Regions from separate parts of the Mus musculus genome. Here region 2 is linked to region 1. A link is a loop called in an ENCODE intact Hi-C map of the cell type or tissue named here. Cell type or tissue: left cerebral cortex. All regions are shown on one strand. Links, peaks and the distances in the headings refer to the core of each region. The heading gives the core; the rest is flanking DNA. Region 1 overlaps Gm34689 (a long non-coding RNA gene). Region 2 overlaps Xrn2 (5'-3' exoribonuclease 2).

Region 1 (8,341 bases), core at 37-8,036:
AAGGCAGTAAGCTAAGCAGAACTCTTCCATGACCTCTATTGCAGTTCTTGACTCTATGTAATGCCTTGAGCTTCTACCCTGACTCCATAATGTATTGCAAACGACAAGATGAAATAAACCCTCTCCTTCCTAGGTTGCTTTCGGTCTTGGTGTTTAATCACAGGAAGAGAAAACTAACTAGAATGCATGGTTTAAGGTAAGGTCAGCCTTAACCTTAGCCTGTCATCCTAGGGTTGGTCTCTTGTCTTCATGATTGCCCTGGCCCAACTAGAATGTTATGTCTCCACCAAGGTCACAGATTCTAGTCTCTTAACCAGTAGAGGTTTTTCCCACTCTAACATTGTCTACTACATCTTGGAAAGGCCATTTAGATGTGATTAAGCTCAGTGTCTTAAAATGCAGAGAATATAATGCAGTGTCTGGATGGGCCTGAAGGAGATACCAGAGTGGAATAATGAGAGTATCAGGGCCAAGGCTGAAGGAAGGGCAACCATAGAACCCAACATCCAGAAGAGACAAGGGACAAATTCCTTCTGAAGCTTCTAGGAGAATCAGCCTAGCTCCCTTGGTGTTCAGTCCTTTAGGACCCACTTAAAACGCCTGACCTGCAGAACTGGCAGGAAACAGATCTTCACTATTATTAAGTTACTGTGTTTGGGGTAGCCTGTTACAGCAGCAATGTGACATTTACACTGTCAAACATCACTGAGTATCCTGTTGGCATACAACTAGACCTGTGATCAATGCCGAGGTTAATGACCCTCTAAGAAGCTATTATCATAATTCAAAAATATGTTTGGCATCATGATATTACATTATTATTGGAGGAATGAGCCCAGCAGAATTACTAGAAAATCGATACGTGAGTAATACAGAATTCAAAGAAGTATTTTTTTTTAAAAAGGAATTTGTCTCAGCTTTCTTAACTCTGCTATTCATAGGGAAGACAGATTTAATTTACTGAAAGATAGTATCGGGGTTTCATAACATAGGTTTGTTAACATCCCCACACAGGTACAGTGATCCTGTGATATCGAGCCATACAAAGGCTCTCTGAAATGCTATCAGATCCAGCTGGAAAAGCAAAGAACCCGTTAACTTGTGCAACAGGCTGGAGTTAGGAAGAATTCCGGGCGGAGATGACTCTATGCAGCCAATACAGCAGGTGCTGTGTCGAGTGATTAGATACAATTGCTGTCTCCTCAGAAAGATTCAGGAGCCATGGCTCATCTCAGGGAACCAGAGGGGATGCAGCCTTTCAGCTGAGCAGGGGCAAGGGGGTCTGTCCACAGCCATTGTTCCCAGTTCAGATAAGTTGCTGAGGCGTGACTGCTCACAAGTGATCGTCAGTGACTCAAGTGTCACTGTGGTCTGAGAGGCCTAAAGGAGGCTTGGATAATCGAAATTTCTGCCCCGTCTTCTGTGAACAGATACTGTGAAGACTGAGCCTCATAGTGTTATTGAAAACACTTGGTCCATGGAGCTACAGGCTTGCACGCCATGTCTGCCATTGTAGTGGGCTTGAGGAGGAGGGACAGTTATAGAAAAAAGGAAGAAGGTCCTAGGGAATGGGACTCTTAGGCATACCAAAAACCAAGGGGGTGTGCTCAAGACACAGCATTTGAGAAGCCAGTGGCTCTCTAGGTCTGGACTGGGACTCTCTCTACTCAGTAGATGGCACTTAGAAACCAGAGGTTTGAGGTTATTCTCTGGGCCTGGGTGACTCTGCAAAATGGGCTTAAGAATAGGAGGCATCCAGTGAGGGCCTGGGGGAGGGGGGGAAAATCCACCAGCAGGTTTGCAGAACAATATCAGGTAGGGAAGAAAGGCTCCAATTGTGTCACACACACCTTTAATCCCAGCATTGAAGAAGCAGAGGCTAGTGGATCTCAGTGAGATCCAGGCCAGGGCTACACTGTGAATTCCAGGGATTCAGAGGTACCTACTGAGACCCTGTCTCAAACAAACAAACAAACAAACAAACAAACAAACCCAAAATGCTATATTACTGGTGGTTACCACTGTCATGGAGGCAGTGCCAGAGAATGTTTAGACATTAAAATCTGTAATTAACAGGAGGCCAGCAGAAACAAAACCACAGAAGGGAGTTCTACCCACAGAGGCATGCTTCCTGAGATTGGAACGAAGAAGCAAAAGGCATGCTCTCTCTTTCCCCAGGGTTTGGAACCCAGTCCCAAATGCCTTCTTGCTGGTGACGGGGGACTGCCTTTTTCCTTATCCTTAAGGGCTATCCTGGCTTCTCTCACCCTTTCTTCTCAGACTCTTAATATGCCTTTATTTGCAAGCCAGTGCTCTTGCTGTCCCGGATGTTATCACCCTGACAGTAGCTGCTCTGGGGCGAACACACTGGGAAAACAATCGAGACTACAGATAAACCAAGACTGCCAACTTTGCCCACTCAACAAGTCCTCTCTGGGGACAATTAGGGCCAGAAAATAAATATTGACACATTAGACTATTTCCTCGTTGGTTTTCTGGTGATTGTCTGAGCAATCTGATGGGGGCAAAATTCCACTTTTCTGATAAGCGATTCTTGGGCTAATAGAAACAAATAAAGTAAAGGCCTCTGTCCACAAAGGGCTGGGCAGGCCCATTGTGCAGAACTGCTAATCGGATTAAATGGACTCCCGGCTCTATTTGCAGCCACCCAAAGTCTCCTGAACATTCTCTACATCTGAAGGGGACCCATCATGGTGGCTCCTTTGCTGCTGAAATCAAATGGGGAGGTGAAAGCAAACCATGCCTCTCAGCAAACAAAATACAGGGCTGCTGAATCCTTGAAATTAAGCAGGCAAGCCGAGAAGATGGTTCTGGCCACAGAGCTGCGGAAAACAACGCTTGTCCTTCTGAATATATTTCCCCCCTGATTTCCATTTTAAAAAGGGATAAGGAAAAAGGATGGTAGGCGTGTAACAAATCGCTACATGTATGAGAAGCCCAGAAGTCTTGCAGAAGTCGTTCTTCTCCAGCGTCCTGGGGGGCAATGCATCTTTCTGATTCTGCCAATTTATCTAGAAAATATTACAATTTAATCTATGTTAATAAAAGACCAACAGTGTAACAACGCCTGGGGTTTTATGTGTCTGGCTGGCTTCTATTAGCATTTAAATCTGCGTCCATTACATCAGTCTCTTAAAAATAAACACAAACATTTATGCGAGTGACAACTCGAGTTAGCCTTCGTCAGTCTTAAATAATGTCACTCAACTCGGCATTTGGACCCAAGCCTGTGAATCATGAGGTGTATTTTTGCCTACAGTCTGATAATTTTCAAAGCTATTGGCAACCTGGGAATTTTCCTTCCTTATCACCAGGGCTCAGCTAACTTCACTAAGACTAATCAGGCCGGGAATCATTCATTCAAGGATTGCATGATCATGTTTTTCTTTAGCTGTGACAGCTGCCTCAGCCACATTAGCAATGCAGATTAGCCAGCCTAATAGGTTAATGCAGAACACGCGAAAATTAGGTTTAATCCCCAGTGAAATAATCTAACATTTTCACATTTCTTGATGTTGGGATAGAGACATTGCTTGTGACTCAATTAGGTGTAATGTAGATCAAAGCAAATTTACCTTCTGGCTGAACCTTCCCGGAGTTTTGACAGAAGAATACAGCCAGGGCCCTTTGCTAATTGGTGAATAGCTGTCAGAAAAATATTGCATTAGGAACATGTAGGTTGTGAGCAGAACTCTTTAGGCCTACCTAAGACAGACAATTGATATATTTTGCAGATCATTGCATCTATCACTTTAGCATCCTGGTCAAGTTATAGCTCAAAATAGAGGCAAATGCTTTGTGTGCCAACCCATCCATCCTTTGAGTGAAGCCTCCCTCCCTCCCTTTCTCCCTCCCTCCCTCCACACCTTCTTCATGTCCCGTTCAGGAGTATCACAATTGTGTTCTGAATGGGCCTTCATTGTGCGGGAAACAGAAAGAGAACAAGAGGGTGTCTAATGTTTTCATTCTGGCGAATAGCGTATCAAACACACATCTCTTTCAATCATAAAAAGAAGGACACAAAAATTACATGCCCTCAGTTGCCAAATTATTTTTTTGCCTTGACATCTTAATTCTTAATCCTTGTGTGTGGTCAAATCAGTCTACTATAGGCAACCAATCAAGCAATTATTTCTAAATTATATTTGCCCAACTCACATTGATTGGCCATTCTTTTCTTATTGGGTTAGCTCATTAATTCTGAGCAGCTCGCTTATTATGCCTTCCACATCATTTTCCTTCCGAGCCTATCTGCTCCAACCAGCCTGCTGATGTTTCAAGATGCCATGGGGGGGGGGCGACCAGCGATCTACGCATTGTCTCCTCTAGCAATTACAATTCACATTGCTGATTAACTTTGATGTGAAAACTAATGAGATAAGACAAGTTATCAAGGCGGGCCTGATCGTCATTCCATTTATACAGCATTTGCCACCGGTGAATGACAAAACCTAATGAAGACGTATCTGACAGCAGGCTGAGCCAAGACAGGTTTGGTACTGTCAGCCAGAGCTCTGCCCCCTTCTCATGGTCTATCTGAGACATGCTGGAATTAGCTTAATAATGAAAACACTTCATCTAAATGGACACATGTTTACATTAAAATAACTACATGATAAATAGATGGTGGAGATTTTATGCCTTCTTGAGTCTAAACAACAAAGTAAAAATGTGTGCTAGGATTCACTAAATCATTAGGAAAATTCAATTTAAGCTATTGCCCTTGTCCTGGAGCATTTCCCCATTTATGGGTAACAAATGTTGGGTTTTGGAGGGAGGAGAAGGGACTGGATCTGGGAAGAACAGGAATGATTTACTCTGCTAAGATGGTAATAGACAGATAAACAGAAGTACAGAATTGGTGAAGCTAATGAACACTGTCCCCTGGCAATAACTTTGTGGCGAGGCAACCCGCTGTGATGAGAATTCAGGCTGTGCATTTTCATGAGGTCTCTGCTTTTCTGAGCCTCAAAACGGGCAAGCCGCTGGCTCTCGGTCCGCTGTGCAGAGCTCAGAAGCCCGCCACGCCTGCATCTGATTATGTTGCAGATGCAAAGCATTTCTCTAGATACATTTGTATGCATTCCCCCTAACAAATTAACAAGGAAAGGCCTATTACACTGGAAATGTACATTTTCTTTTGATACAATTTTTGGGCTAAGCATTAAATCTTACCAAGAAAGAAAGTTGTCCTTAAATTGATTAAACACAAGGATCATACTTGAGCTTTGCTGAAATTCTTGAGTATTCCTGTGACTAAAGAATACAGAGGCTTTTTTCCTTTGCCTCCAAAAATCATGTAGGTTACACTAGCCTTATGGATACAAAAGGAAATTAAGTGCTGATTTGTTTTTTTAGACATTAGCTTTTTCAATGAATCATGTTATTGTTTTGACTAAATAGTTTTCAAAAATATAAAAGACAAAAATGTCTATTTTCCTAGAAGAAGCATTTCCTCTTACTGTGTACATTTGTATTCTGTTTTGTTTCTTTTCATAATAAGCATCATAGCACATTATTCCATCCAAATAGCATGGTGAAGTTGATATAAAACAGTGAAAATAGATGCTAGTATATCTTGTTTGAAAAAAAAAAAGATGGTGAGGTTTTATTTTGTTTTCTTTAGCTAAATATGATTTAAATATGGTTTAAAATATTTTAAAGTAACTGCCCACAAATAGCACTTCCAGTTATACATTTGGTATTTTTAAAAGGAATACACGAATAATATCAGCATCGACCATAAAGCTAAACCTCTCCTATTCCTGCTGTACTCACCCCCAAGGATCACAGACTGGCACCACAGCAATCACAAAACAAAACGCAGAATTAACACAAATCTACATTTATCTTTGATGCCTTGTTAAAGAATTCTATTGCATTTGATAAGAGTTAACAGAACGTAGCAGTTTAAACATGAAGAGACAAATGGGTACTTCGGTGAGGGATTAGGTTTGGAAGCTCATCTCAGAATCTATGGTAAATCTTACAAATCAGAAGACACTTTTATAAAGTACTTGCTTTAGAGCTAAAAGTACAAGTGGGAAGTTGACCCCCAAGATGGCTTGATGATGAGGTGCCAAGTTTATAAAATTCCCCTGTAATAAAGAGTCTGCAACACTCACTAAACACAGAAGCAATTGTACTAGAAAACGGGTTTCCAATTTTGACTCAAGTGACAAAATTAAACCCATCTGAAGAAAGGCTGTGGAGTTCTTCTTTCGAACCCGCCTCCTTCCCCTCCCCCCTGATACTCCGGTTTCTTTTAGCCCATTTCTCTGTTGAATTCTCTCCTGGTTATGTTTACCACTCAATTCTAATGTTAATTAGAGACATACACATCCGTATTAGTAACCCACGTTTTCATTAGCACAGCCCACCCTGCCAAATGAAAAACCCAGGAGTGTGTCTGCCCGTGAGCCAACAATGCAGAGATGGCTGTATTATTGAACACGCATATCTTACATTCTTTCCTCCCTGGTGTTAATTTTCCCTTTCTATGTACTCTTATTATGTTCTCTCTAACACGGGTGGCGGGTTCCTTTTTAGTCTATTTCTTTAATCTATTTTAATAAATAATTACAGGCAGGCTACAGAATTTATTCATTCCAGAGAGCTACCTTCTTCGCATTTTTTTTTTCCAGAAGCGCAGCTCAAGGAGACATGGTGATAACCAGGGAGGCCTGGAATCTCTTCTACACAATGTCATTATGAGCCCCCATTTAAAATGAAAAATGTACATTATACTTAAAAGCAGTGCAAGGTTAGCGCCTCTTCCCAGGGAATACTTAACAACAAACAGCACTGGTTCCATACTCGGGGAAGGAGACAGAAGTAAATGAAAGGAAGGAAAATTCATACAAAATATTTTAAAGATATACAAGGCCCTCATCAGAGTCCCATACCCTTTGTTTTCTCTATAATAGGGAATCATTTTCATCCACCGGACTGTTTGAAATTTTCATTCCTAAGCCAATTAATTTACTCTTGCTAGTGCGATACTTATGGACTTTTTGTTGGTATTATTAAAACTGAAAGAGAGAGAGAGAGAGATCTTATCCTATTTCTCAGGGTTTTTTTTTTTCCACATGGCATGGAATGAAGAATACTTTCTAATATTTTGATTTAGATCCTCGTGGAATTAAATTCCTTCATCTGCCTTTTTGACCCTCATCCTACAAACAGGTGTGAATAGACTGAGGCTGTAGCCAGCCAAATCTCTCTCTCTATCTCTCTCTCTCAACAATTCCCCCATGGATGTATAATACGCTTGAGTGTCCTTCCACCCATGAACTTCACTTCTTCAGAGTTAAGCTTTACCCTGGTCTTATCTATGCACCAGGGTAGTCAAACAGGGAACTAACTTCAGAGCTTAGCTGCACAGTGGATTTGTAATATTTATCCTCAGTGGAATCGAGAATACATTCCTTTGCTAAGTGCTTGCTTGCTTGCCGGGAATGTGTGGCCAAACAGCTCCCCCAGTATAAATCCTAAAATTTGTTCACTGGGTTCCTGTCACATAAAATATTTTGATAATGAGTGGGGACGGGCTTACTTTCAATATATATATTTCAGTCCTGAGTAATGTTTTATTTAACAGAGTTATAGCACACCTTTTGATTCAGAGCTTAAAATAAATAATATTTGTACATCTGAAACATACTCAAGACAAATGAAAAGCCTCTACACGCTTTTGTGTGGAATGCTGAAGGGCTCTACAAACTTAAAAGGACAACCTCAATTAAGCTCATCTTCATCTGGAAAAAGTGGCAACCGAAAGCTGAATATATTAGATAATACACACTTGCTGAACAGCATTCTCGCAGCTTTAAAAAAAAATTAAAGAGAAAAAGAACAGGAGGAGAAAAGAGGAATAGTCTTGATAACCAGCCCAAAGCTGGCTGAGTGTCGCTGGATGCTAATTTTGTTTGAAACTGTTCAACTAACTCTGAATAGATATCCATATTCAACAAAGACATAATTAATGGCAACGTTTCCTCCAGCCTCAAGACATCATAACAAGCTGCAAAACACAAAAAGATTTTTATGGGAACTAATTTAAGGACAAAGGGTTGACCTCTAGCGTTTTCATTAAATAACAGGAGGGGAATAGGAAAAGAAGAAGGAGGAGGACGGCGCTCGGTCTCCTTCATTTCAAGCAGCCAATTTCAAAATGCAAATCGCAATCTGCAGATGCTGGAGGCTGATAGAGATATTTTAAAATATCATTTGTTCAATTTAAGGACATCAGACATTTGAATTTTAAATAAAAATCAAAACCAATTTTGGGATTCATTTTTAGTCAGGGAGTGAATGTATT
Region 2 (8,341 bases), core at 52-8,051, 350 kb before region 1:
CACTAACTCCACAGCATTAATAACAACCACATCTAGGAAACTCCCTAAAATGCAGACAAATGAACAGTGAAATGCTTCTTGTAAGTGTGTAGAGTGGGGTTTATTTTTATATTTGTATCAGTTCTTGGAGAATTTCCATGTATTGTGATTATATTCATTCCCTTCCCCTACTCTTCTCAAACCACCCAACTTGTCTCTTTTTTTTTACCCCATCAAAGTACCATTTGTGCTGCCCATATACTTTTGCCTGTGTGACCTTTACTGGTAGTCAACCTACCAGGATCTACACCCTACCGGGAGCTAAACCCTTAAATAAACAAAAACCATTCAAACATTTCCCAGTGATTACCAGTTGCCAATAGCTCCTTAACTAAGGGAAGGACTTTGTGTCCACCTCCCTCTCTATGCTGGATTCTGTCTGGTCTCGGCCTGCAGATATTGTGCATGCTGTAAAGACGGTGCTTTAAAAATTTCCCACCATTCTGAGTCCTTGGTAGAAAAGTCTCTTCATTTAACCAAAGGAAGGGACTTACTGAGGCCTAATGGCCAGTTATTTTTAAGAATATACATATATATATATATATATATATATATATATATATATATATATATGGCTCAATGAAAAACAGAACATTAACAAAACGTTATTAAAATGCTTACAAAACATTTCCATACAAAAACAATTCATAATTCTTTTTCTAAAGGTTTGGGAATATAGCTCAATAGTAAGAGCATTTGCTGGATGAGTGTGGTACCGGGTTTGGGTCTAAAGGGAAGAGGGGATTCCTATTTAGGACACAAGGTTCTATTTTACCACTTAAACAGCTTACACTCTATGGCATGACAGATCCTGGAGGCTGCAATGTGTGCTAAGGACTTGTTGAGATATATTAAGGTCACTACAAATAAAATGAAAGCATCATTCCCTTTAACAATAAACTCTAACTTCAATAGTTGCAATTTAACAAACACTACATGGAAACATGACTAAAACGAATGAGTATATTTCCAAAAAAGAATCTTCCAACTTGTTTACATATCTTGAACTGGGGTTCAGTGTCCCCAGCTCTGCCTCCAAACTATGAGATCACAGGCTTTCAGTTCCTGACTGTAAAATGAAGTAACTGCACACAGAATCTTCCATGGTTTCTCATGTCTTCATCTTAAAATGCTGTTATTTTAACTGCCTAGTGCCACCTAAACTCCAGTAGCACAGACAGCAGTAATTTCCTAATATGACTTTTCAAAGGTGTTGGGTAGAAAAAAATGTAAATTCTGTGGAATGATTTTAATGAATCATAACAACATTTTCTCAAAGGGCATTAACTGTAAGTAATTAAGGTGACCATTTTCTTGTATAGTTGAAACAGGCTTACAAAAATACACTTTTAAGGTATCAAAATGGTTTTCCTTCCACGTCAGAGATCTTGGATTAAAGAGGTGGGGGCACAAAGCAAGAAAAAGAAAGTAGAAAACTAATATACAAAGTACTGCAAAGGCCTGCAGGCAACACCAAGTAAGCAATTTAAAACTCCGCATGTACTGCAGGCGCCTGACTCCAGGAAGACTAGACAGCAGAGTTGCAGTGTTGGATTAAAGTACGAATCCTGCTCAGGCTCACAGATTGCTAGGGGAATTATATTAAACAGACCTCAGCTTTAACTTGCTAAGACTGAATGGAATTGAGAAGACAAAGCTACATCACCTCAATGTATCTATACATTGAATTATAATGCTCTTCTGCATCACATGGCACTTTCCATTTAGCAGAAAAATGTGTGGAAAAATCTTTAAAGAGAAATTTGCTTCCACAAGGAGGGACTCAACAACAATCAGTTAAGAAAATTCTAGGATGAATAAAGACAACCAGTAAACAAGTACTTTTGTGTTAGTTTTATTTTATTTTACTTATTTAATTTACTTTCAGCTTCCAGAAAGTCTTCATTTGTTAATGACAGACCTAGTTTAATAATACAATATCCTCTAAGCTAAAAAGAAGTGTTTTGGTGACTGTGACTCCTGTTAATCACCACTGAGCTATGATAAAGGGGGCTCCGAGGATGGAAGTCTTGAAGACTGCCCATATATAAACTATTTAGGTGAGATACTTGACATAAATGTGTATTTAATGATGACAAGAGTTCACCTAAGCTGTTCTATTAACAATTTCTCCAGAAATACTGGTAACAAAATATGAATTCCTAAGAGACAAACGTTAACAGTGCGCAGTATGCTGCTTTCCCTCTACAGCCCACATTGTACTTATTACCTGTCTCCCTCCTCGGTGATCGTCACGTCTGGGTGGATAGCCTCCAGGTCCTCCTAGCATCTGGTACTGATTTGGCTGAAAGGCTGCATTTTGGTTTTGGATCATCCGGTTCCATGGCAGTAGAGGTTCAGCTCCAACACTTCTGTAAAAAGACATTTGTATCGGAAGTGAAGCCTGCTTTATTTTACGACACAAGCCTAAAATGGACGGGTTATCTCCTCCAACGTTTAAGACAACTCAATTCACCTCGATGTGATATACAGACTATGTAGTATGATGGCCTTTGTGTCTCTGGTAACCAGTGACGTGTACTGCACTTCATAAAACACCACAATTTATTAAAAGGGATGTTTACAGCTGATGGCTCAGAGGGTCCAAGTACCTGCCTTACAAGTCTGATGACCCAAGTTCAATTCCCAGAACCCAAGCTGGAATCTCCACATGAGGTAATATCCCACTACCACCTCATCAGTATGCACGTAACGCAATAAATAATTTTTAAAAGGGGGATGCATAAAGCCAGCTGATAAACTTTTATAAAACATTTTATATGGTTTTAAATGTGAAGTTTCTTTTATCTGGATCCACAATCAGCAAGCTGATTACATTTATGATGCTGTCCAAAAGAGTAAACATGTACAAGTAGGAGAAAGAGGCTTTATTTTTAAAAATGTCTGGACTCGTTCTTAGATTCTATTCTTTCTAGTTAATTGCAGGTTGCAAGTGAATTCTTACTGCTCAGTATTTTGAATCCAGGGTAGGGAACTTGGCAGTTTTTTCCCATCCATTATTCTGCTCAATATGTCAGAAGGTCTGATCGTGAAGAAACCTTTTCAAGTTCTATTGATGCAGTTTTCAATTGACCATGGTGACCTAGCAACATGAGCACTAATTGGCATGGGCTGACTGGCATTTGGTGTACAGTTTACATGGGAACACAGATTCAACAGCTATTATAACCCAGTTTGCTGTCCCAGATTACTAGTTGAAAGACATGTTTTAATTGTCTTCAAGTGCCTATTTTAACTTTTAGATACACAACAACAGGTAGAAGGCATTAAATCATAACTTAATTAAAACCTGTCACATAAACAATGTAACAAAGATATTTCTAAAGACAATAATCACCATTTAAAATGGAACTTTCCCAGTAAGAAGTTTTTAACTTCTACTTACAGTCACAAAAAATAAATAAACAAAAAAATGTTCCTGTATACTTTAACATTAGAAATTTTGGGGCCAAAGATGATGCCAGGAAGAACTCAGTAAAATTTCTTATATTCACCAAGGTTCTGACTAGCCAGCTTTCACTATAATGCTATCAGCATATGAATTTCACTTCTTTGTGGGAGAGAAAATGTTAGGGATAAAAGCCTGAAGTTGGGCTCATTGGGTAGTAGACTAATTCTTCTTACAGTTAGCTATTCAAATCTGAAGCTATTCTACTTTCCCTTCAGTTACAACAAGCCTTCTTAAATCAAAACAACAAAAAAGCAAAATAATTATTCTTGTGTAACAGTTCAAAGACAACAGCTGTCTGAAGACTCAAGGAAGAGCAAAGCAACTCTTTATGGAAAGGAGGGAAACCAGAGCTCAAATACAACACATTGCATGTGATTCAGAGTCGATTCAAAGTCAGGGTGAGGTTGTCTATGGTTACGACTCATAATTATCTTGAGGTTATTATCAGTACAAGTGAATTCTAGCACGAATGCCCTGTGTGACTGAGAAGAACAGCTCTATGCACACGTAAGGACGGTGCTTCTGACCTCTGCAGAGGTGAGGGACCTGTGGTGATGGACTGCCATCAGGGGTCACCGATGTGGGACACGTGTGCAAAGCCTACAAACCAAAACTGCAGCTCAGACCCTGGACTGTCACTCATTTTTCTTTTTAGTCTTAGTAAATTTCATGGAACTACTTTGGCATAATATAAACTATAAATATAATTTAAAAGCATTTTTATATGCTAAAAATAAGTTAGAAGGTAAACGCATAGTATAAAACATACAAATTTTCTTTTTGTTCAAAATGATCACTAATGTTTTTGATCAAAGATAATTTCTATGATGAAAATCATTAGTAATAAAATGTCAAGAGAAAGAACAATGTAACAGTGGTATATACTACCATTTTCTCTTTGCTGGCAAGAACACCTGTATTTATTTACCATCAACAATCATTTTTATGTTAATTATATTAATTTACAAATATAAGCAAACTGAAACTTTGAAACAATGTTTCGAAAATGTGAGGTGGAAACCCTAAGGTTAGCCTTCCCTAACTTCTAGTAAGTAGGACTACATGTGGTGGTGCACACCTTTGATCCTAGCACTCTGGAGGCAGAGGCAATTGGATCTCTGTGAATTTAAGGCCAATCAGGTCTACTTAGCGAATTCTAGGCTAGACTACATAGTGGGAACTGTCTCAAAAAAAAAAAAAAAAAAGCAAAAAGCAAGGTGGTGTGCAGCCCTTTAATCTCAGCACTTGGGAGGGAGATCCAGGCAGGTCTCTGTAAGTTCAAGGCCAGCCTGTTGTACAGAGTGAGTTCCAGGCTAGCCAGGACTACACTAAGAAACTGTCTTAAAAATCAAAACAAAACAAAAACAAACACAAAAAGGCAAAATACATACATACATACATAAATGCAAGAGTTAGTGGTTATAAACTGAGGTAACTTATAAGGCAAGGCACTACTTGCTACTACAGTGACAATATTCTTTTTTAAAATTTTTTTCTTAGATATTTTCTTCATTTACATTTCAAATGCTATCCCAAAAGTCCGTATACCCTCCCCCCGCCCTGCTCCCCTACCCACCCACTCCCACTTCTTGGCCCTGGCATTCCCTGTACTGGAAAATATAAAGTTTTCAAGACCTAGGGGCCTCTCTTCTCAATGATGGCCGACAAGGCCATCTTCTGATACATATGCAGCTAGAGACACGAGCTCTGGGGGTACTGGTTAGTTCATATTGTTGTTCCACCTATAGGATGCAGACCCCTTCAGCTCCTTGGGTACTTTCTCTAGCTTCTCCATTGGGGGCCCTGTGTTCCATCCTATAGATGACTATGAGCATCCACTTCTGTATTGACAACAATAATCTTTCTTTTTTTTTTTTTTGGTTTTTTGAGACAGGGTTTCTCTGTGTAGCCCTGGCTGTCCTGGAACTCACTCTGTAGACCAGGCTGGCCTCGCACTCAGAAATCCGCCTGCCTCTGCCTCCCAAGTGCTGGATTAAAGGCGTGTGCCACCGCGCCCGGCCGACAACAATATTCTTAAAGCTTCCAAATTATTGCTCTAGAGAGTAGTTGGTAACTAAGGCCCACCAATTTGGATAGTTTAAATTTGTACGGTGGTTAATCATATTGTTTAAAGATTTTTTTTCCCCATAATTTAGTTGAGTAACCACAAGTAAAAAAATTAAACTGAACAGCTGTGTTGTACAGGCTGAAAAGAAACTTAAATGCTGGCTAGTACTGCACAGAGTCAGCACCATTAACTACAAGTTATTCTGTTTGGGAAAGAGGAACAATGGCTTGTTTTTGAAACAAATCCTTCTGTCTCAACCTTCTCAGTGCCCAGATAACAGATAAATGCCACCATACCTATCTCTTACTGATTTTTTTTTCTTAAGGAAATCACATGTATTTATTTTTGTGTGTTCACATTTGCCTGTGTATATATATGTGTGAGCTTAGAAGATAACTTACAGGAATTAGTGTTCTTCCACCACTGAGTCCTGGGGACACAAATCAGGTAGGTTGTCAGGCTTGGTGGCTGTTGCTTTTATCCACTGAGCCCTCAACCAGCTGTATTTTTAGGTCAAAGGGATATATATAGAGATTTAAGTACTGTCCCAAGGGAAGAAATAATTCAAGACAATATATTATAGTTTAGGAACAAGATATACTCAAAAGTCATGTTTTAATAGGATTCTTAACAACGCCCCAAAATAGTACACTGGAAATGCTCTAAACTAAGGATTAGAAAAACCTGACTCTCATAAGACTACCACCATCTATTATCTATAATCTTTTGGTAAAGTAAAAATGGTTCCTACTCTGTCTTGTAAGGTCTGACTATTGAGAATGACAAGGGTATAGAAATGAGCAATAAGCTGTGACCACTTATTAGCTAAAGAAGCTTAGGAGAATAAAACGGTTTCCTTCACTAGTACTTGGGAGGCTGAGGCAGAAAGAGTGCAAGTTACAGACCAATGTGGCCATATAGTGAGATCCTACCTCCAAAAATAAAGAGTTCCATTCCCTAAATAACAATGAATTAATGATTCTATAAATGCTTATCTTTAACTTTTTCTTTCAGGGGTGATGTTAAAGTATCTAAAACTACCCACCCAGCCCACAAAAACCCAAACAAAATGTCTCTTACTTCTGGGTTCACAAAGTCAGGGTAATAACAGTTCTTGGTGAGGATAGGATAAGAACAAGAAAATGATAAAACAGCAGAGCAAGGAAGAGGATACAGATGGTAGTCCTAGACCAACCTTCCATGTGTACAGACCAGAAGGAAAGCTGCTGCAACTACAGATAGAGCCCCAGAAGTGGAGGCTAATCTTTCATTTCCTTTGATGTGCTGTGGCTTTATATTATGTTCAGAGGAAATAGTCTGATGAGTTCTGTTCTACTAAAACATTTCTTGGTAACGAGAAACATGGAAGACTGACCTTGGATAAGCTACTGAATGTGTCTCAGTTTCTGTAAAAATGAAAATTAACACCACATCTATGAGAAGATGTTAACACAGTGCTGATAATGTGAAGAAACACATTAGAAATTTTTATTAACATACTGAAGAAATGAACAATGATATGAAAAAAACAAATATAACAATTTAGAAGAATTTATCCCTTTATTTGTTTTAAAACGGTGTTAAGCTAGTCATGGTGGTGTATACCTATAATCCCTACTCTCAGACTTGAGAAACTAAGTAAGGCAGGAGGACTAGAAGTTCGAGGTCAACCTGGGCTATTTTGATGATAATTAAATAGTATGTGCAGTATTCTTTGAGCATGTACAACATATACTTACCAATCATATTTGATTTAAAATATGGTTTGCATGAGGTAACTGACACTATCAATAAACAGCTGAGTTACACAAATTTTTGTAGCAATCTTGAAGAAAACAACAGAAGGCAATTTTGGAAGAGCTCAAGAGCTGCTAAGTATTTGTGCAAGAAGAGCACTATTTCTGGAACCATTTGTTAATGCAGTCCATTCACTGAAGATGTGAACAGATTAAAATGGCTAACTCAGCAAAGTAAAAACAGATTGTAACTGGAAATGTGAAAAAGGAAGCTTTACTTTCATGAAACTCCATTTGGTTTTACATTTATTGATGCTGTCAAAACCAGCTTGGAACAATACATTATACTCTTAAGTAAATGATTCTACAGATGATAATATAGTTATTCATAACATGCCCATCTGACTTCTCATGGCAGGTTCATCTGACTTAGGAACACAGAACTTATGAATGACAGAACACATGTCAAACATCCCTTGTTATTAAATCATGTCACATTCTTCCTAGTCCATGGTACTTATTAGACTGCAGATCCCATAATCCTCTTCTGAGTCCCTTCTGCATTTAATTCAGTTCAGTCTTAAGTAGTTAAAGAAACTGTTTTCAGTGGCAACTAATAACTACTGACCTACAGTGACACTGCTCTACAATAGGCCTGTCAGCCCTGAAAAAGTTGTACCAAAGAAGCTGATTAGGACTTGAAGAGGTCTGTGGTAAGAATCAATAGCTGGTCTGTACTAACGCTGTGCTGCTGGCAGACATGATAAAAGTGGAACACCATTAGTTATGCCTCATTAAACTGCACAACCCTGCTAAAGAGAAATTTGTTTAGCTTGACAAAAACCTAATACAATTTTAAGCTCTGTGTTGCATTTTCTTAGAGTACCTCAATGCATCAATAAAATAAAGTCCAAGAAAACCAAGAAACACAGGAAACTATATAAACAAGAGCATTTAATTCAAAGGATTAATTACATATTTCCTAAAAACAAGTGCAAAAAAAATATTTGGGGTGAGAAAAAGCAT

The links. Hi-C counts contacts between places; a loop is a spot of excess contacts. Peaks named below come from ENCODE experiments on the same cell type or tissue, not always from the same donor. Only the 100,000 strongest peaks of a DNase experiment are listed, where the experiment ranks them.
Region 2: it touches region 1 in a loop (4-fold over the local background); 2 of 42 quality-filtered maps call a loop at or near these places.

What each region holds. Positions count from the first base shown.
Region 1 is chr2:146,719,422-146,727,762 of GRCm38, reverse strand. All of the region lies in intron 1 of Gm34689 (a long non-coding RNA gene), which reads right to left. Among named protein-coding and RNA genes, the nearest start is that of Gm34689, 14 kb to the right of the region's middle. In left cerebral cortex, for the core only: no CTCF peak of the experiment used is centred there; a DNase peak (open chromatin) is centred at 5,019.
Region 2 is chr2:147,068,955-147,077,295 of GRCm38, reverse strand. It overlaps Xrn2 (5'-3' exoribonuclease 2), which reads right to left. Exons shown (of 30, transcript NM_011917.3): 29 at 2,270-2,411. Among named protein-coding and RNA genes, the nearest start is that of Nkx2-4, 12 kb to the left of the region's middle. In left cerebral cortex, for the core only: no CTCF peak of the experiment used is centred there; a DNase peak (open chromatin) is centred at 3,108.